Linked DNA regions of Homo sapiens: region 2 is linked to region 1. A link is an interaction called in ENCODE POLR2A ChIA-PET data of the cell type or tissue named here. Cell type or tissue: PC-9. All regions are shown on one strand. Links, peaks and the distances in the headings refer to the core of each region. The heading gives the core; the rest is flanking DNA. Region 1 overlaps LINC-PINT (long intergenic non-protein coding RNA, p53 induced transcript). Region 2 overlaps LINC-PINT (long intergenic non-protein coding RNA, p53 induced transcript).

Region 1 (10,352 bases), core at 1,004-9,003:
ATCCTCATTTTACAATCTCACTATGTGTATTAGAAGAACATCCAATTACCACGTGCCTGTGGTTGATGATTCCAAGTGGGTTCAGTGCTAATCAGTCAGGAGGTGCACTGCAGGCTGTTTACCTTGGGTCTGATTAGCATAACATTCTTGTTCCTCATGGGCTTGGCCAGTTATCTTTTCATAAGGAGATCCCAGCACAAACTCATCCTTTATCATCATGGAGAAGCATCCACAGCACATACCTATTGCTGCTAGGCTGGTTTTTAAAAAAAATCTCTGTGAATAAGGGAATAGAACACCAGGGCTATGGAGATGCGTGGCAATCATTTCATCAAAGATGTAAACAGCTTGTTGACTGCAGTGAAAGGCACATACTTTGTGAAGTGACAGGCAGTGACACATTTCAAGTGGATAGTAAATTTAAGCACCAAAACTGGGAAAAGTGCCAGGACAGAAGAATCACTGCAACTCTCAAATAATGGTTTCACTAATTCTGTGATTCCTTTAGGGACCCCCTGCATCCTTCTGTATATGCTACTCTAATTCGCAGTATCAGTGACTGAAGTACAAAAGAAGCAGCCAGATTATTCTCATCAGTTACAAAACTCTAAAGTCTGCTTATTTTTGATAAATAACTAGTCACAGTGTTTGCCTACTGCCTAGAAGTTTTTTCAAATGATTGACACTTCAGTTATGGGGAAAATTTTTCCTGAAGAATGAATTTCTTTTACTTATGTCTGATAAGATCATATATATCTCATACACCAAATACATCACACACACTATATATTCAACCATGCCCTTAGCAGGGCCAAACAAATATGCTAAGTTTTTTACATTGTCTTTATGTATGCTTCTCAAAAATTCAGCAGAAGGCTAAGCGTGGTGGCTCATACCTGTAATCCCAGCATTTTGGGAGGCTGAGGCAGGCAGATCACTTGAGGTCAGAAGTTTGAGACCAACCTGGCCAACATGGTGAAACCCCATATCTACTAAAAAAATACAAAAAAAAAAAACCAAACTAGCCAGGCGTGGTGGCACATGCCTGTAGTGAGGCTGAGGCCGAGGCAGGAGAGTTGCTTGAGCCCAGTAGGCGGAGGTTGCACTGAGCTGAGATCGTGCCATTGCACTCCAGCCTGGGTGACAGAGCAAGCCTCTGTTTCAAAAAAATTAGCCGGGTATGGGATGCCTGCAATCCCAGCTACTCAGGAGGCTGAGGCAGGAGAATCACTTGAACCTGGGAGGCAGAGGTTGCAGTGAGCCAAGATCATGCCACTGCACTCCAGCCTGGGCAATACAGCCAGACTCCATCTCAAAAAAAAAAAAAAAAAAAAAAAAAAAAGGCCAGGCACGGTGGCTCACGCCTGTAATCCCAGCACTTTGGGAGGCCAAGGCAGGTGTATCACGAGGTCAGGAGTTCAAGACTAGCCTGGCCAAGAAGGTGAAACCCTCTCTCTACTAATTAATAATACAAAAATTAGCTGGGCGGGAGGCTGAGGCAGGAGAATTGCCTGAACCCGGGTGGCAGAGGTTGCAGTGAGCCAAGATCGCGCCACTGGATTCCAGCCTGGGCAAAAGAGTGAGACTGTCTCCGAAAAAAAAAAAAAAAAAAAAAATCAGAAGAATAAAGGTATGATACATTATTTTGCATCTGTGGGCTCTTCATATTAGCCCAGTGTGACAAGGTCATTTGGTATATCTTCCCACATTGCTTTTATGTCCTTGGGGAGAAAGTGGGGTACTGAGTTGGCAAGTAGTGACCACGCCAGGTACTCCTGTGTGGCAACAGCTGAGTAGTGGCAGTCGATTGTTTTCTGTGACATGAAAAGCCAGCAAACTGGCTTAAGGTCACTTCCCCTGGGGTTTGAGGATTTCACAAGGAGAGCTCTATCTGAGCAGGACATTTCTTTAAGAACGTAGCTTTGAAATGTTCGAGACATCAGGACAAAACAGTCCCAACCTGAGTATTGAGGCTGGACTACAGATGCAACTGTTACGCAACAGAACACACTGTGATAAGACATCTTGAGTTGGGTCCTTGTTTTCACATAAAGCAAGAGGCTAGTTTCCTGAAAATAAGTCTCCATGAAGAGACTGGCTACCCAGTTAACGGCAAAAAACCCCCATGGCTCACTAGTAAAGAGATGGAAGAAAACCAGTTGATAAATTAAAAAGGGCTCATTCATTCTCTTTCCAGGGCATGCATAGGAGAACAGAGTGAGACAAGTGGGATCTGCTTATTTTGTTGAGTCTTTCAGTGACTTTCAGCTGCAAGGGCAACTCTACTGAGAAGGAAAGATTTCACTCAGTAAACATTAGCATGTTTCCAACCCTGCCTAGCCTCTCATTTCCAACAATCAACTTGATTGTTCTGTATTTTTAGGCCAGGATACACTAGGGCTGAATTTCTGTAACTCAGGATGTTCTATTTTAATCATCAGCAATTTTAAGGCATGGCAACATCTGAAAGAAAAAAAAAACGTAATGACTCTTTCTTACACACAGAACATGCACTTAAAATTGTCAAAACTCTCCATCTCCAGCATTAAAACAATCATCTTTCAAGAACAAAATCCTTTCTCAGTGTCTCTCAGCCCACAAGCCATGAGAATGTGTCTCCATTTCAAAACCCAGTCTGTACCGTCATGCTTCCGCTGTTTCTCAGCAAGCTGCCTTTCTTTGTAACTTTTTTCTTCCAAATCTGATTGATAGTGAAGCTGGAGCCTGAGATGTAAATTAATAAACCACACCAGGAACTCCTTGCATGGCAAAAGCTGAACAGTACAAATCCATTGTTTTCCTGGATGTGAAATGCCAGTCTGTTCTTGCATGAGCAAACTGGATTAAAGTCACTTTCCTTGGGGCCTGCGGATTTCACAAGGAGAACTGCATCTGAGCAGGACACTTCTTTAAGATGTAGCTTCAAAATGTTTGGGACATTGGACACAATAGTCCTAAGCTGAGTATTCAGGCCGGACTATGGGTGCAACTGGTACTGCCCTGACGAGGGGCCACACAGCTCTAAGTCCTTCTTTGTTGCCCCATGTGCCTTGAATGGATGTTTTCTTATAGGAAGCGGATGAACAAGTTAACACAGGATCTGGCTGGGCTGCTTACTAACTATGTGATCCTGGGCAAATCATTTAATTTTTCTGAGCTTCGGTATCCTGATCTGGAGAATGGAGATGCGAATTTCTATATTGCAGTGGTTGTTAGGGTCATATGTAATGCAGTCTGTAAAAACAGTGGGTCACTTTTAAAGCACTATGTGAATGTTTGGTGTTTTATCAGCTGGATCAGAACACTGGAGTGCTTTTGAGGGAGAAGGCCAAAATGAACTGAAAAGTGATGGGAAGTGTACTCTGTGAAATAGTCATAGCTTCCATTTTTGGAACACTTAACGCATGGCAGACACTATGCTATGTGCTTCACATGGACTTTCTTGGCATTCACAACCACTAACATGGTTGGTGGTGGCATCTTCGTCTTTCAGAAGAGGGGCTAGAGACTTAGAAAGGGTACATGACTTCACTTCCTCTTGGTCACAGAGCTGGAGTGGCAGACTGGGACTCAAACTCCAACATGCCTGATTGCCAGCCCAGGCATTCAGCCAGCACTCTTTACTGCTCTGTCCTTTATACCATTCAGCGCATCTTCACATGGACCTCTGAACAGTCACTGGCCCCAAGTCTCAGGGTTTCATCAGTAAGTACATGAGTAAACCATGAAAGCCAGCTTTGGTCATGAGGAGTAGAAGTAGCACCAAATAGCTCACCAAGAGAAAGGGAGAAAAATTGGAAATTAGCACAATTTGGCTTGCACTGAATGGTCAGAAGACCTGGACCCTCCACCACACTTCTGACATGCAGTGTGACCTTAGGCCAGTCCCATCTTCTCTAAAGCTTCATTTTCCCACTAACCTTAAAGAAGTTCAAGTCAAAGAGCACAGTGATGAGTCCCACAGATCATGCTTGAGATGGTGACAGTGTTAAAATACTGACTCCAAAATACAGCCTGGCAGTTTATCTTCTCGAGTTTCCTGTTTCTATGACACTGTACGGTGAGATGGCCAAATGCAGACTCCAGAGCCAGAATGCCAAGCTCTGCCACCAGCTCCTCACACAACCCTGCACAAATCACTTTAACTCTCTGTGCCTCAGTCTCCTCATCTGTAAAATGAGGGTAATAGGCCGGGTGCGGTGGCTCACGCCTGTAATCCCAGCACTTTTGGAGGCTGTGATGGGCGGATCACGAGGTCAAGAGATTGAGATCATCCTGGCCAACATGGTGAAGTCTCGTCTCTATAAAAATACAAAAATTAGCTGGGCGTGGTGGCATGTGCCTGTAGTCCCAGCTACCTGGGAGGCTGAGGCAGGAGAATCACTTGAACCTGGGAGGCGGAGGTTGCAGCAGTGAGACGAAATCGCGCCACTGCACTCCAGCCTGGCGACAGAGTGAGACTCCGTCTCAAAAAAAAAAAAAGATGGTAATAACTGGACCTAGCACATAAGGTTGTTGTGAGGATTAAATCAGGTAAATATGATGAAGCCATCTGAACCAGTGTTAGCACAATGTAAATATTCAGTAAATGGTAGCTATGATAATAAAAGTAATACATTAGTTTTCAATAAGCACATTATAAACAGAGATGTGGCTAAGAGATCCACCACAGCTGGTAAATGGAGAGGGTGCAGAGATCCTGCTGTCACATGCTTTGCCATACATTGACATATTCTGGAGTAACTGACTGCAAAGCTGAAATGGCATCCCCAACTGAATTTACTGAAATTCATATATTTAATATTTTTGACTGCCTTCTCTTCTTCCCAGTCTAAGACCTGAATATGGGATCTATACCCTTGTTTTTAAGCAGGAGTTCATGTTATAGATTCTTCCTGACCGTAAACCGGGAGTTGGGTGGTTGAGAGAAAAAGAGTAGAGATCAAATACTAATGATCATTTAAAAAAACATATCAGGCTTGTCAGGCACGGTGGCTCACACCTGTAATCCCAGCACTTTGAGAGGCTGGGGCAGAGAATCACTTGGCCCAAGTTTGAAACCAGGGCAACACAGGGAGACTCTGCCTCTACAAAAGAAATTTTAAAAAACTAGCCAGGCGTGGGTGGTACACGCCTGTGGTCCCAGCTACTTGGGAGGCTGAGGTGGGAGGATCGCTTGAGCCTGGGAGGTTGAGGCCGCAGTGAGTTGTGATCACACCACTGTACTCCAGCCTGGGCAACAGAGCAAAACCCTACCTCAAAAAAGAAAAAGAAAAATGTACTGAGGAATCATCCAGGGACAAAATAAAACTCCCTTGAGGTTGACTTATAAGCAGAAGCCTCTACTTACGTAGGTGTAAAAGCAGTCTGTTAACAGATATTTTCCAGGCACAGAAATCCTCAGGAGGCATTTGTTCAGAAGACCTGCACCTGGAATTTAAATGACAGTATGAGCTCCTAGGAAATCTCCTGGAGTAACAGCAGAAGAAAAAGTCAGTTGTTTTCTCGTAAACATGTTTCTCCACCAGTGTCACCAACAGATGCATTTTTAAAAACAAGAAATAGAAAGCACCTTCTCTTTCCTGCTTAAGACACACAGGTTGGGAAAGTTCCTGTACAGTGAGCAACACATGCCCCCTCATGCTGGTGCTCTGTGCGGGAGAAAACGTGAGGTGTGGCCGTTGCTAAGGAAACCGCTGACACGAGGCAGAGCAGCAAGGTTTGCTCAGCAAGGTGTCTTAGGAAATAAAACACAGTCTAAGCCTATAGATCCCATCACAGAAGAAAGGCAGGCAAGGATCCCGCACAGGAGACGGTAGAAGGCTTCTATTTTCACAACTGATTCTGCAGCCTCGTGCTGTAGCAGTACAGGCTGCAGAAGGTTTGTGGAGGGGAGCGCCGGTCTGCAAGGACGGTCTGTGACGGCTTCAGAATCAGGTGGAGGGCAACTGAGAAGAATGGAAACCACCTCACATTCTCTCCTACCTGGTCTAACTTTACAGACGAAATGCATCTTTCAGCTGCATCACAAGAGAGGAAGCCAAGGTCGTAGGGTCTTCATTTCTGAAAACTGATTGTTCAAGTAAATCCTTCAGTCGTCCCCCTGATGCGACCTGCTAGGGAAGCTGGGAGTGCCTTCACAGTGGCTCCAAGGGGGTGTCCTTATAGGGGATTACATCTCAAGACACATTTTACCCAGCAAGAGGCTGCATGACTCAGCAGTCTGATGAAGAAAGCTCTGTTAAGTTACCACCAATTGCAATTTCTAAGTTAATGATTACAGCTCCACCGAGGAACCAGAACACAGCTGAGGCCACAGAGCATTCCCCGTGCTTACTGGCCAGTGGGGATGATGTTGCCCAGATGTGTGGGTCGGAGCTGAATGGTGAAGACAATGATTTGTGATTCGCAGGTGGACTCTTTAAGCCAGGTGCTACTGAACATGCTCTTCAGTGACTGGGAAGCTCTCAAGAAAGATGATATCACAACAGGAACAGATTATGTTGGGAAGATTCTTGAGAGTTGAGATTAAAATCCAAGAGGAGCTCGGCCAGTAAAATAAATGGTCAGAAAAAGCCATTTGATACTGTCCTACAACAGAAAATACATCTAAAAAATCAAGCTGAGAAGTACAGATGGGAAGGAAGAGGCAGTGGGGTAAAACAACAATCAAACCAACGTGAAGCTACCGAACACACAGAATTCTGGAATATTTAAACACTATCATAATAGCATGTTTCCAAAATTGTCTGATTATAAAAATGGGTATAGAAAACCAACGTCAGACAGGAGCTCTTTCATTTTTTTCTTTTTTTTTTTTTTTTTGTGAGATAGTCTCACTCTGTCACCCAGGCTGGAGTGCAGTGGCATGATCTTGACTCATTGTAACCTCCGCCTCCTGGGTTCGAGCGATTTTTTCTCATGCCTCAGCCTCCCAAGTAGCTGGAGTTTTAGGCGTGTGCCACTACACCCAGCTAATTTTTGTATTTTTAGTAGAGATGGGGTTTTGCCATGTTGGCCACGCTGGTCTTGACCTCCTGACCTCAGGTGATCCGCCCACCTCGGCCTCCCAAAGTGTTGGGATTATAGGTGTGAGCCACCGCGCCCAGCCCTCTTTCACTTTTCAACAGTAACTGAAGTCTGTGTCAGATTGTGAGGAACACCTGTCTGCTGCTTTCTGGAAGCTTTCAGTATTTGAAAAAGTGGCTAGGGAAGCTGCTGGGAAGTCCTTCAATTAACCTTAAAAAGCATGTAATAAAACCTAATTATAGAGCATGCTTCTTTCATCCTCTCTGTCACTCCTTTAGAGAATGTGGTGACTTTCTAAGCCACTGTCCCTGCAACCTCCTAGGATTTAGATGTATGAACATTATTTACAGATGGGAAAAACAGAGCACTGAAAGTTTTGGTCAAGAAAACCGTACGGGTTAGTGATGGGGTTTCTCAATTGTGAAGACCTGAGCTTGACAAATGCATTTTCAGCTTCCCAGGATACCCCTGGCTCCTCAGTGAGCACTGGAAGTTTGTCCCTTCTATAGCAGCCCTTGGCAGTTCCAGTCTAGGGGCAGAAGCCAGCCTGCCACTGCAGAGAAGAGCAGCAAGTTCCAGCCCAGCCGGCGAGCACGCTGCACTCATGGGCTTCCCAAGGCTCTGGCGGGAAGTCACGGGTCAAGTGAGGTCTTCTTAGGTGCTCAACAGTCACACTCTGGGGCCTGAAAGGTCTTAGAAGCTTATCTCTGTCAATCTCTGCTTAGAATCAAATCGATCAATCAATACCTTTTCCTTCTCTTTGCTTCTCCTACTGAGCCCCAGCATATTTGAGTGAAGGTACTTACATGTACGTAGCCTTTTAAAAGCCAAGTACTATCAAGTGAGCTCCCATTTCAAGGCACGTTTGAACTGGGAATAGAAAGACGGGCAGCTTAAGCTTTGGGATCATACAGACCCGGATTCAAATTTCACTTGTTACACAGCCTTGGCAAGCTATTCAATCCTTTTGGGGCTTTAGTTTTTTGTTTTTGTTTTGTTTTTTTAATTTATAAAGTAGAAATGATGTTAACTCTCAGAGTTGTTGTGAAAACACAGCTGACTCAAATAAAATACAAGATACATAGATTTTCAACACATTAACCCCCACCACCCCACCACTTTCCCCTGTGAGGGGATGGCACATCTAACATTTTTGGGTAAAATTTCCAGAAGATCTATACAGTCGAGTTGTTAAAAACTGGTGTGAAAGACTAAAATAAGATTAGGCATCAGTAAATCAAGGCTGCGGGTGGGTCTGGGGGCTTCTCTGGAGGGAAAGGCCAGACCAAGGGATGTCCCAACAGGAAGTTAGGAGTCTGGGGAAAGACAGATATGATCTGAAACTGGGACCAGGAAATTCCAACCATTTCTGCCTACTGATTACTCATCATTGATTCACCAAGTTTACAATTTACCAGGAGGATATGGGAGCAAACGAGAGGTAAATCCCACTGAAGTTTAAAACATAAAAATAGACAATGACAGAGGGTGTCAAAGGAAACCACAGGGCATGGCGGGGGCAAACACAGGAGGCGCCGGTCCCCGTGAGCCAGACACAGGAGGGACATGCCACTTCTTCCACGAGGGACTAACTAGCAGCAATGCTGCAGAGACACAGGTCACTTCTCAACATTCCTGGTCAAGACAGACCTCTTAAAATCATGGGTAAATATCCACCGACTGCCTCCTAGAAGCCCGCACTGTGCTGCACGCTGCTGGGGAATACTGAGGAGGGGATGTGAAATGTCTGTATGTGACCCAGGACCTAACTGTGGAATGGAGTCCAATTCTCAGGGACAGAGAAAGTGCTCCGGTGTGTCCTGCTGGTGGAGAGCACAATCGTCATTGGAGACTGGATGAGCTCAGGGCAGGCTGATGGATTATTCAGGAGAGGCTTCATAGGGGCCAGGGGCCTGAGCTGGGCTCTCCAGGGGTGCAGCCTGGGCAGGGGAGAAAGGGAGAACTCTAGGAAGGGGACGGTAAAATCATGCCAGATGTGGCAGGGGTGAAGACAGTGGGGGATTGGGCAGAGCCATGGTAGACATCCCACCGCCAGGGATCAGAGATGACAGGGCAGCAGGCGTGCGGGGGTGGAGCCCACATGTAGATCCCCCGCCCCCGCACACAGGGTCAAAGTTAGCTGGGATCAGGGATGACGGGGGGGTGAGAAGAAGCGTGGATTTTATGAAGAGTAGAAGAAACAGATGTTTGTTAAGACCTAACATGTGGGAGGCACTGCTGTGGACAGGAGTGAGTGAGACGCAGGGCCGGTCTTCATGGAGTTTACAAGCTGGCGGGGGATACAGCCCTGTGGACAGATAACTGTCATTACACGGGCTAAACACTAGCATAGGGGGAATTCTAGGAGATACAGGGACCCACAGGTATGGCACCAGACTATGGGGTCAGAATAAGATCTCACCACAGAGGTATGAGCAAAAAGAAACAGGATATGGTCTGTTCCTTTCAAGCTTCCCACAGGGGCCAGGAGCCCCTTTTGCAGGATGTCTTAATAAATGGGACATAAAGGTACCCATTTGTCTAGAGTGCAGTGTTGGCTGCAGACAGTGAACATATGAAATGATGCCCTTAAAATGCCCTTTGGCTCAAAACGAGTCCCCTTCCCTGACCCTAGCTTTAGAAATCAAAAGGAAGATGATCATGTCATGGGACCCCAAATTACACTCACACTGCAGGTGAAACACTGGGGTGACTTTCACACGCACAGCTAAGAAGGAAGCCAGTTTCCGTATGACTGCAAGTGCACAGAAAATCTAGCATGCCGAACAGGAGGAGCAGTGGAGGGGAGTGCTCGCTTAGGAGGGACCCAGGAGCATGCAGAGCCTCTGTCCTGAATCTGCTCCCTCTATGTAAGGAGGCCATGAATAAGGTACCCATTCCAAGAACAACAGCAAGGGGAGGGTTAGGAGACATTCTCATCCAATGTGAATATAAAAATCTTAAGAAGAAAACAATACCCACTGCTTTCTGTTCCATTGTCCCAGCTTACTGTGTGATTTTCTGTTAGGAGAACTGTACCCACAGCTTTAATTTGATGCATTTGCTGGATCATGCTTTTTTAAACAAATATAAAGCAGAGAAGAAAAAAAATCCAAGGTAGATTTCAGTTAAACTATCACCACCACGACTCTCCAATTCACTCCCGTGTAGAAAATGTGCATTTGTTTCTACGGAGCATGTGTAGACAGCCCTAGCTCCCTGGAAGAGAGATCTGAGGGAAGGCCATTATGGACGCACAGTGGTCTTAACACAGCGAAACTCCTCTCTTCAGTAGCTTTTTTTTTTTTTTTTTTTTTTTGAGA
Region 2 (10,352 bases), core at 1,660-9,659, 120 kb after region 1:
GTCAGCATCAGGGTTTTTCAATATTTGCATGCTCCTTCAGCACACCCGAGAGTTTGAGAAAAATTATATATATATATTTGAGATGGAGTCTCGCTCTGTTGCCAGGCTGGAGAGCAGTGGTGCGATCTTGGCTCACTGCAACCTCTGCCTCCCGGGTTCAAGTGATTCTCCTGCCTCAGCCTCCCAAGTAGCTGGGACTACAGGTGTGCACCGCCACGCCTGGCTAATTTTTGTATTTTTAGTAGAGATGGGGTTTCACCATGTTGACCAGGATGGTCTCGATCTCTTGACGACCTCATGATCTGCCGGCCTCGGCCTCCCAAAGTGCTGGGATTACAGGTGTGAGCCACCGCGCCCAGCTGAGAACCATTAATATTTTTTAAATTTAATTTAAAGTTCTGGGATACACGTGCAGGACATGCAGGTTGGTTACACAGGTAAACGTGTGCCATGGTGATTTGCTACACCTATCAACCCATCACCTAGATATTGAGCCCCACAAGCATTAGATCTTTTTCCTGATGCTCTCTCCCCCACCCCCAGAGTATGTTATTCCCCTCCCCTGTGTCCATGTGTTCTCACTGCAGAACCACTAATTTTTAACAGTAGTCACTGAATATCTCCTCCCACACTAAGCTACACTTCCCAGAGGCCTCTGCAGTTCTGAACTCTTTACAGTTTAAAAACAGTTTCCTTGCTTAAAAATATGGAAGTAAAACAGCAGTTGAGCAGAATCACGGATTTTTCAGACACAAAGATACTCTGAAATGCAACTACTCTATGCTGATTTTTTTCAGATAAGGGAAATATATTTAAGAAACAAGAAATATACGCAAGATGAAACAGGTTGTTGGCAAAGTGAGAACTCAGTAGCCAGGTTTCCATGGTTTACTAAATAAAGAGATCTAAGTTCAAATTCAGATTCTTCCACTCCCTAGCTGTAGGCTCCTGATCCAATCTTATGAGCCCCAATTTCCTTATAAACAGGAATAATACAGTATGTGTGAATATATTATTCCTGTTTATACCCATAAGGATTGTTAAGTAAATTGAATTGAAGACACTTAACTGTCTTCTACAATAGTGCCTGACTCCAAGTAGTAAGCACACAATAAATGTTGGTTGTAGTTATAAACAGATTTTTGTTGTGGTTTTAGAAAAAAAGAGGAACATTCCCCATGTATGAGGTATGTCTAACCTGAGACCTTTGTGTTTTGAAGGCAGAGACTGAAGGAATTAGGTGCTGGAGCCCAGAGCTGCAAGTGTGAAGGTTGTGGGCCTGTGGGAACACAGCTGGAAGTGACTCAATCCCTGGGGTTGGTTTCCCCAAAACTGGGAGGGGAAGGGATTAGGGTCCCATGAAGAGAAAAGCCCTGACCCACTCACACACCTGCAGGAGGCAGGATTCCAGATGAAAGTGTTGTCAGAGTGGAGACCTCAGTGAACACAGGCTTGGGGGCACTCTGCAGAAACCCCCTGCAAAGCACTAACAGAGGTTCCCTTCTGAGAGGACGCCAGGGGACTGGGCCAGGGACATGAACAGAGCAACCACAAATGGAGCGGGGTCAGGAGTCCCTCTTCCCCTCTGGTGGAGGGAGGGATCCCAACAACGAGAGTGGGTTTCCCACACACTCTGAAAAGCGGGAACCCTCATCAGATTCTATTTGATTCAGAAAAATGATTTAAATCAGGTTTAGCCTAAGGTCACGCAGCTAGTAACAGCAGAGCAAGGATTCAAAGCCAAGTCTGTCTGACTCCAAAGCCCTCACTCCTGTTGCCCATGCTGCCTCTGTGTGAGCAAACTTGTTCAAGCATGAGTTCCACCAACTATAGATCACCAGTAGTGTCTTCTCAGTATGCAGTTTTTCAATTAAAAATATTTTCTAACTAAAAAGTTTTTGGTTTTTGGAAGGACTATTTGGATGGGCTCTAAACCAAGGGGTTGTATTTACAATGGCTTCCCTCTATTAAAGTTAGGAGAAAAGACTCTACAGTGAAGATTCTGTATTTTTTAAAATGCAGTGGTAAATAAAATTTATAGTAGTCCAGTGGTTTGGACTGAGCTCCTGCACTAGGCCCCAGAGACCAAACCAAAATGGAGTCGCTCAGGCTGAAATCCCAAGCCACCAAGTCAAAACTAAGTTGTTCCAAGAAATCAGGAGAGAGAGAGAGATAAGAGCCAAATCTCCAAAAAGGCCAGTTTTAGCTGGCATGATAAGGAAGTCCCCTCTGCTTTAACCTTTGTAAGGAAAACAACTTCGAAATGATGAATAACTTTTTGTTCACTGTTTTCTTCAGCCCTTTTCTGCCTATAAAACCAACCTCCTCTGCTCGGCTCATCGTAACACCCACTGTATTTTATAGAATGAGGTGTTGCTGTACTTTAGAACAGCAAATAAAAGCCAATTAGATCTTTAAGCTAATTTTATGGCATTTTGTTTTTTGACAGCGGGTCAGTCTTCAATACCTCCAGAGATATGTTTAAACCAGATACAAGAAACAAATTTCTAAAGAAATGAATCCACCTGAGTGAAAGAAGGACGGTCATACTTCTAGGTGTCCTCGTTCAGATGAAGTACTGGCAGTAAGTCAGGCAACCAGCCAGTTACGCTGGTGAACAATGCTGGCCCTCCACATACCTCGGTTTTTAGTGGACAATCTGATAGAAGCAAGAGTCCTGTTATATCCAGATAGGGGGGGCCTTGACAAAGAATCGCTGAGGGACTAATTTATTTGATGTAAGCCAAATAACTTTTTCATTTTCAAATTACAGCTATTAACAAATGTCAGATTTATACAAATGAACTTAATGCCACATCCCCCCAAAAATGGTTTTAAATTAAGATATATTTTCTAGTTTTGAGATGAATGACTTGAGCATGTGTGAAAAGATCCTAAAAGGATTCCTTCTTGTACTGCTAGAGGTGAATGCCAAAAGTGAAAGGCCACAACATCCCAATGGGTGACGGGATTCTTGTGGGCTTCTTGCCTAGGACAAAGACTTCAGCAGGGTTACCTATACTAAAGACTTGCTGGTAAGCGAACAGCACTCCCACTGTGTAGGAGCTTCTGGGAAATGCAGAGCCTCAGGGCTCCATCCCAGAGCCACTAAATCAGAATCTTTTAACAAGATGCCCCAGGGTTCTCCATGCAGGGTAAAGTTTGAGAAGCACTGCACTTCAGTACCTTAAGTAAATGCAGATGCACTGTGTTTAAGTGTGATCAGTCTTCTGTTCTGTGATTTCAATCATCTATCAGAGCTTTCTTATAAACTAAATGTTCCTTAAATATTTCCAAGGAAGAGACCGGCTATTACTCTCCCTGGAAAAATGAGCTGATGTTCATCAATCTATAAAACACTGACTCCACATAAGCTGTGTCACAGGCAATAATTTCCTTGATATATACTAGTACCATCAATGCTTTATTTTTATTTTTTTGTTTCTGATTGTCCCCAAATGACAGAAACTCTTAGAATTTAAAAAAAAAATCCTAAACTTAAAAAAAAAAAATTAAAAATTCTATTTCACCTTTTACCACCGTTTCTCCTTTTATATCAAGTAATCAATGGTGGGTTAATGACTTCTTAAATATATTAATAAGGAGTTGTAGATGAATAAAATCTATAAAACAGAAACATACTTTGATAACAAAATCGTATCTTCCAATCACCTCAAGCTTCTTGCAATTTTTCTATGTCTAAATCAGATTTCTAAACCAGACCCTCCTTAGAACAAGAGACAAACTTTATTTTCTCTAGTCTCAGATTCCCAGGGTGGCTGTAAGTAAAGGGGAAGAATACTTAGAGTTTACTACTTAGATAAAACTTACAGATATTTTCAAAAAATAGAATACCTTCTCCAACCACAAAAGTTTAAAAAGTCTCAATTACAGGAAAATTCTGTACTTTCAAATTCCAAACAAATTTTAAGTTATGTTTAGGTGTGTATGAACTGGGGACACCAAAGGAGGACAACTGGATTATCTAAATAAATAAATATTACCACAAACAATAAAGGGAGTACTTGAGTGCACATTTACTTTAAAAAGTAGCTTTATCGGCCACGTGCAGTGGCTCACACCTGTAATGCCAGCACTTTGGGAGGCCGTGGTGGGCAGATCCCCTGAGGTCAGGAGTTTGAGACCAGCCTGGCCAACATAATGTAACCCCATCTCTACTAAAAACACAAAAATTAGCCAGGTGTGGTGGTGCGCACCTGTAGTCCCAGCTACTCAGGAGGCTGAGGCAGAAGAATCACTTGAACCCAGGAGGCAGAGGTTGCAGTGAGCCGAGATCGCACCATTGTACTCCAGCCTGGGTGACAGGGTAAGACTCTGTCTCTAAAAAAAAAAAAAAAAAAAAAAAGTAGCTTTATCAAAGTGAAGACTTGTGAACTATACTACATTGAAAACAAGTATCCCATTCAATAAAAATATTAATGAGTCACTCCTATATGGTAATGTGGCATATTATCTTGGTGTCCCCAAGGAATCATGCCTACTGGTGATCACACCCATGGTCGTGCCCTCCCACACCAACTCTGGACTGGACCAGTGGGACATTAGAAAGCATGATGCAAGCAGAAGCTTCATGAATGCTTGCATACTAGGTGAGACACGTCCAATAAAAGTATCTCTCAGAATATCTAGTGATATTCAGCTGCCCTATTAAAAAGACTAAGCAAGCCATGTAGATAGAGAGGTCAAAACCTCTCCACTATCCCCATTAAGGTGTTGGACATGTGAACTGTCTTGGATATTTCAGCCCCAGTCACTATCTTACTGTAACCACTCTAGATAATCAGAGAGACCAGCAGAAGAACCATCCACCTGAGCCCTAGCCAACTCACAGACTAATGAGCAAATAAAATGATAGTTGTATGAATGTGGTAAGTTTTAGGGTGGTGTGTTATATAGTAATAGACAATCCAAACAACTAGGAAACGGTATCTGCCTTAGAATGCAAGAGACTTCAAATAAGTCTAGGTTTATTTAGATTTTTAAATTCTTTTGTAGATTTTTTTTTCTACTTTCTGTTTATGACCTACAAAAGATAAGCTCATACTTAAGAGAACATTAAATGGTCTAAGGAGGGAGTCATTATAATCTACTTGAAATAATGCTGCATTTTACATTAGTACAGCATTTTCTATCTATTATGGCTTATCAAATGCACACTAACTTCTAAGGCAGAGATTCTTAATTTGGGGGGAGCAGGGGAGAATTCCCTCTGAGAATCCAAAAAAAAAAAAAAAAGATAATGGTCCCAGAAACACATAACTACATATTTTTTTAAATTTATTTTTATTTTTTGTTTTTTTTAAGAGATAGGGTCTGGCTATGTTGTCCAGGCTCATCTTGAACTCTTGGGCTCAAGCAATACTCCCACTTCAGCCTCCCAAGTAGCTGGGACTATAGATGTGCACCACCATTCTTAGCTTTATACATGTAGTTTTAAGGAAGACCATCTATGAACGCCAGGTTAAGAATCTATGTTTTCTAGGGAAACAGGTCTTACTAGCCTAGTAACACTGATAAGTAAACAGAATTCTCTGGAAAATGACCTACCTAAGCTTATACAGCTAGTAATTGATAGGACCAGCAATCTAGTCTGTCAGAGGATATACCACTAAACTCTTCTTTCTAACTTTAGTTTACAGTCAAAATGGGATTGCTGAACCTGGGAAAAAAATAAATGCTTCCCAATTTCCTATTTAAACAGTGTAAGAATTGGGGGTGGCATTTGAAGGTGGGAGAAGAAGGGCAAACTTGTTAGTTTACTAGTGTGAGCGGTAGATTTTTATGCCAACTGGAATCACTGAGATTAACCTTATGGACGGACTGTAGACTGGAGATTAAAGTCCACACTTGAATTTGGACGATACAATGCGCAACAAGCACAAAACATTCCATTATTTTTTCAATGGTTTACTCATACTTGATCCTCTTATTCCCTATCTACTTCAAATTACTTAGAAAAATCTGTATATACACAATATGAGAGAGCTTCTTTATATTATTTTTAATTTTTTGTTGCTGTTGTTGAGACAGAGTCCCGCTCTGTTGCCCAGGCTGGAGTACAAAACATTGCACATATTTTTTTCAATGGTTTACTCATACTTGATGAGAGAGCTTCTATTATATTTAATTTTTTGTTGTTGTTGCTGAGACAGAGTCTCGCTCTGTTGCCCAGGCTGGAGTGCAGTGGTGTGATCTTGGCTTACTGCAACCTCCGCCTCTCAGGTTCATGCAATTCTCCTGCCTCAGCCTCCCGAGTAGCTGGGATTACAGGCGCATACCACCATGCCCAGCTAATTTTTGTATTTTTAGTAGAGATGATGTTTCACCACATTGGTCAGGATGGTCTTGAACTCCTAACCTCAAATGATCCACCCACCTCAGCCTCCCAAAGTACTAGAATTACACACATGAACTACCACACCTGGCCTATATTTGAATATTTAACAATTAAGCTGAAAAGCTTCTTGATGACATATCTTTAGAGATGATTACCAAGTTACATCTTCCCCTTTTCCATATCTGTGGGAAATATACCCAACACAGTGCTACAGACTACCAAAGCTGGAGTCCTGGTGCACTTCCTCATTTCTGACCTGACAGCTACCACACTCGGACCAAAGACAGTAGGCCATCTGAGAACCCACACAGGCACTTGGCAAGTCTATAAAATGACTTGCAGACCAGTGGGGATATCCATCTCCAATCTCAGCCTTTGACTGGAAAATTCCAATGTACAACAAGTTTTTGAAAAGATAAAAAATATATATTTTTACTATTTCTCTGTCTCTCTTGCCTCCATCTCCACTCATTCAAGCTTTACCCACTTTTCTGCTTTCTGCACAACTGCCACCTTTTGCATTAAAACTTCCCATAAACCATACCTTGCCTAGCGCAATCTCTGGGAGAAAGAAGTGAACTCCCACAGCACTCCATCTTTGCTGCTCCAACAGTGCCATCATTTTCCACCCTACACGGTTTTTTTGGCTTTGTTTTGAAGACAGGGTCTCGCTCTGTTGCCCAGGCCATAGTGCAGGGGAGTGATCTCGGCTCACTGCAGCTTTTAACTCCCGAGCTCAAGCAATCCTCCCACCTCAACTTCCCGAGTAGCTGGGACCACCAGCATGTGCCACCATGACCGGCTATTTTTTTAAAAAAATTTTTGTAGAGATGGGGTCTCACTATATTGCCCAGGCTGGTCTTGAACTCCTGGGCTCAAGCAATCCTCCCACCTCAGCCTTCCTAAGCGCTGGGATTACAGGTGTGAGTCACCACACCTCACCTCTACCTTACACAGTTTTATTTCTTCTTTAAGCAACATGAGCATAGGATTTGTGTGGTTTCATCTTTCTTCTAGTGCCTAGCATCCTGCACATACACTATGTGTGTCTGTGTGTCTGTGCATATAGCCTGGAAAAGCATGTAGACACACACCCAAATTTACCAAGCACTACTATGCCCAGGCACTATCTCTTACCTACACTGTTGCAAAAATCATCCATCTTCACAAAGTCTCCTTCAAGTAGTCATTATCATCATTCCCATTTTGCAGAATAGCAAACTGAAATTTAGAGAGGTTAATACTTGGCCAAAATCACAGAGATAGTAAATGGCAGAGCTGAGACTGAAATCCAAGCCTGACCAATTAAGAGCCAAGGCACTTAATAATAAATTTAATACCCATTCGATATGTCATTTAGTGAACAGCATTTCTACACAAGGTACTAGAATGAGAACGTTAGGAATGAAGATAGCCCAAGGTCAACAACTATAATATAACTATACGACAAAGGAGAAAGAGCAAAGTCCAAGAAAAGAGTGCATAACTATTCACAATAGCAAAGACTTGGAACCAACCCAAATGTCCAACAATGATAGACTGGATTAAGAAAATGTGGCACATATACACCATGGAATACTATGCAGCCATAAAAAATGATGAGTTCATGTCCTTTGTAGGGACATGGATGAAATTGGAAATCATCATTCTCAGTAAACTATCGCAAGAACAAAAAACCAAACACCGCATATTTTCACTCATGGGTGGGAATTGAACAATGAGAACATATGGACACAGGAAGGGGAACATCACACTCTGGGGACTGTTGTGGGGTGGGGGGAGGGGAGGGATAGCATTGGGAGATATACCTAATGCTAGATGATGAGTTAGTGGGTGCAGCGCACCAGCATGGCACATGTACATATGTAACTAACCTGCACATTGTGCACATGTACCCTAAACCTTAAAGTATAATAATAAAAAAAAAAAAAAAAGAAAAGACTGCATAAATGCTAAGGATGCTCACAGGAGTATGAGATCACTTTTTGGGGGAATGGAGGTAGAGAGGGGTAGGAGTAAAGATAATCATGAAGAAGATGGCACTGAGTTGCAGCTTGGATTTGAACAAGCAGAAATGAGAGGTAACAATATGTTAAAGATTAAACTGGGCTCACCTTAGTATTCTTCCTAAAGCAGCAAAGTGGGCTAATATATTACGTTCAGTTATATTATCCTTGATAGCAAAGACAATTTCATATACTTGTTTTTATGCAACATTCACATTCTGGAAACATCCAGTAAATATTTACTGATCGAGAAAGGAGGAGAAAAGGGGGCAAGGTGGGTGAATAAGAAATATTAAATATTTCTTTGAATACTTAATTAGTTCAAACACACAGTTTGTTCCACATGCAGTCTGGTTTTACAATATATGTGAATTAAATCCTTCTAGTCACTAACAATCTTTCACTAAGTTGTATGTATTCTCTGCCCATAATACTGGAAGAATCTAGGTGAAAAAAAAATTGCCCAGTTTTTTCTCTGCCCAATTTTAAATCTTCATGTGTCCAGCGATGTCTGCATTCAAAGTGATTAGGCCAAATCACTGTCTTACCAGTTTTACTCCCAAAACTAAGTACAAATCCATTTTAATCTATTTATCTGTACATCAAAAGATTTTTCTCTAGAAAATACTTTTTTTTTTTTTTTTTGAGACAAGTCTTGCTGTGTCACCCAGGCTGGAGTGCAGTGGCATGATCTCGGCTCACTGTAACCTCTCCCTCCTGGGTTCATGCAATTGTCCTGCCTCAGCCTTCCGAGTAGCTGGGATTACAAGCATGCACCACCACGCCCAGCTAATTTCTGTATTTTTAGTAGAGACGGGGTTTCACCATGTTGGTCAGGCTGGTCTCGAACTCCTGGCCTCAAGTGATCCACCCACCTTGGTCTCTCAAAGTGCTGGGATTACAGGTGTGAGCCACTGCATCTGGCCTACATTTGTATTTTAAAAAGGTAAAATTAACAAAAGGTGCCCATCTACGTAAAAAAGTCAAAAGGAACCATCTACCTGCAAGGCAGCATGAATAAAAATGTAAAGGCAAACTTAACTGTTACAATAACATATCAGCTCTGAGTCTAAAGGAAAACGGGTGTTTGTCTAAGAAATGTGCTAGAGAGAACCAGCCAGTTTTAATGTGCCTTAAGCAATGAAAACCTGTTTCCTCCTTTCCTTCTTGTCCTTTTGAAAAGACAACATGTCACAGGGAGACGTTTTTCTAACAGCATCCATCCTGGTGACAAATGTTTGCCAAGGGTGGGGAGAGAGGAGGGAGGAAAGAAAGAAAAAGAGAAGGAAGACGCCATCTGCTGACGAAAGAGAAAAGAAGAGGAGGAGGAATTGGAAGGCGCCACTTCCGGGTCCGTGTCTGAGAAATACAACGTATCACCATAAGGCAGACTTCTACTCAATATAAGGAAGAACTTTATAATAATTGGAGGAATTCAAAGGCAGAATTGATCAGGGACCAAAGTTCAAGCAGGGGGTGGCGAGGTCTCCTCAGGCAGAATAATCTTTCGTAAGCTTCTCCCTCTTGAAGGAAGAACGGCCCCAGTTCAAGTAGAAGAAAATACTGTGCTTATTATTTTTCTCTAATTCTTAAATGTTTCAAATAGTCTCTATCTTGATAATTCACGATTCAAAGGACTGAGACTGAAACATCAAATAAGCAAGCACACAAATTTGCCTGACACCACCTGCCCCCACCCCTAGTCCCTGGGCCTTATTTCTGGGCTTGCTGCTGGGCTCTCCACGGGCAGCTGGCTGCCATCGCTCCGCTGGAGGGCGGTACCATGAGCACGGATGGGGCCCACATGGCAGGCAAAGCACTGGAAATTGATGCCGCACCCCGCTGCTGCCTCTCAGTCAGCAACTGGCCAAAGCTGATGTGTAAGTGACCCATGTGGGCTAACACTGAGGCCTGGTCCTTACACTGGCTCCCAGAGTGTCCAGCAAAGTTAGGCTCCAATTGTTTCCCTATCTCGCTTCCCTTAAAAT

The links. Peaks named below come from ENCODE experiments on the same cell type or tissue, not always from the same donor. Only the 100,000 strongest peaks of a DNase experiment are listed, where the experiment ranks them.
Region 2: POLR2A ChIA-PET joins it to region 1 with 11 read pairs; 11 of 35 experiments call an interaction of 5 or more read pairs at or near these places.

What each region holds. Positions count from the first base shown.
Region 1 is chr7:130,878,967-130,889,318 of GRCh38, forward strand. LINC-PINT (long intergenic non-protein coding RNA, p53 induced transcript) reads right to left here. Exons shown (of 8, transcript NR_170176.1): 7 at 5,351-5,430; 8 at 2,026-3,770. Among named protein-coding and RNA genes, the nearest start is that of MIR29B1, 6.6 kb to the left of the region's middle. RefSeq lists an enhancer at 7,511-8,710. In PC-9, for the core only: no CTCF peak of the experiment used is centred there; DNase peaks (open chromatin) are centred at 5,645 and 8,435; H3K4me3 peaks cover 394 bases; H3K27ac peaks cover 6,238 bases.
Region 2 is chr7:130,997,980-131,008,331 of GRCh38, forward strand. The region is part of intron 3 of LINC-PINT (long intergenic non-protein coding RNA, p53 induced transcript); the gene reads right to left. Among named protein-coding and RNA genes, the nearest start is that of LINC00513, 90 kb to the left of the region's middle. RefSeq lists an enhancer at 9,645-9,744. In PC-9, for the core only: a CTCF peak has its summit at 9,626 (motif pointing left); a DNase peak (open chromatin) is centred at 9,582; H3K4me3 peaks cover 65 bases; H3K27ac peaks cover 2,089 bases.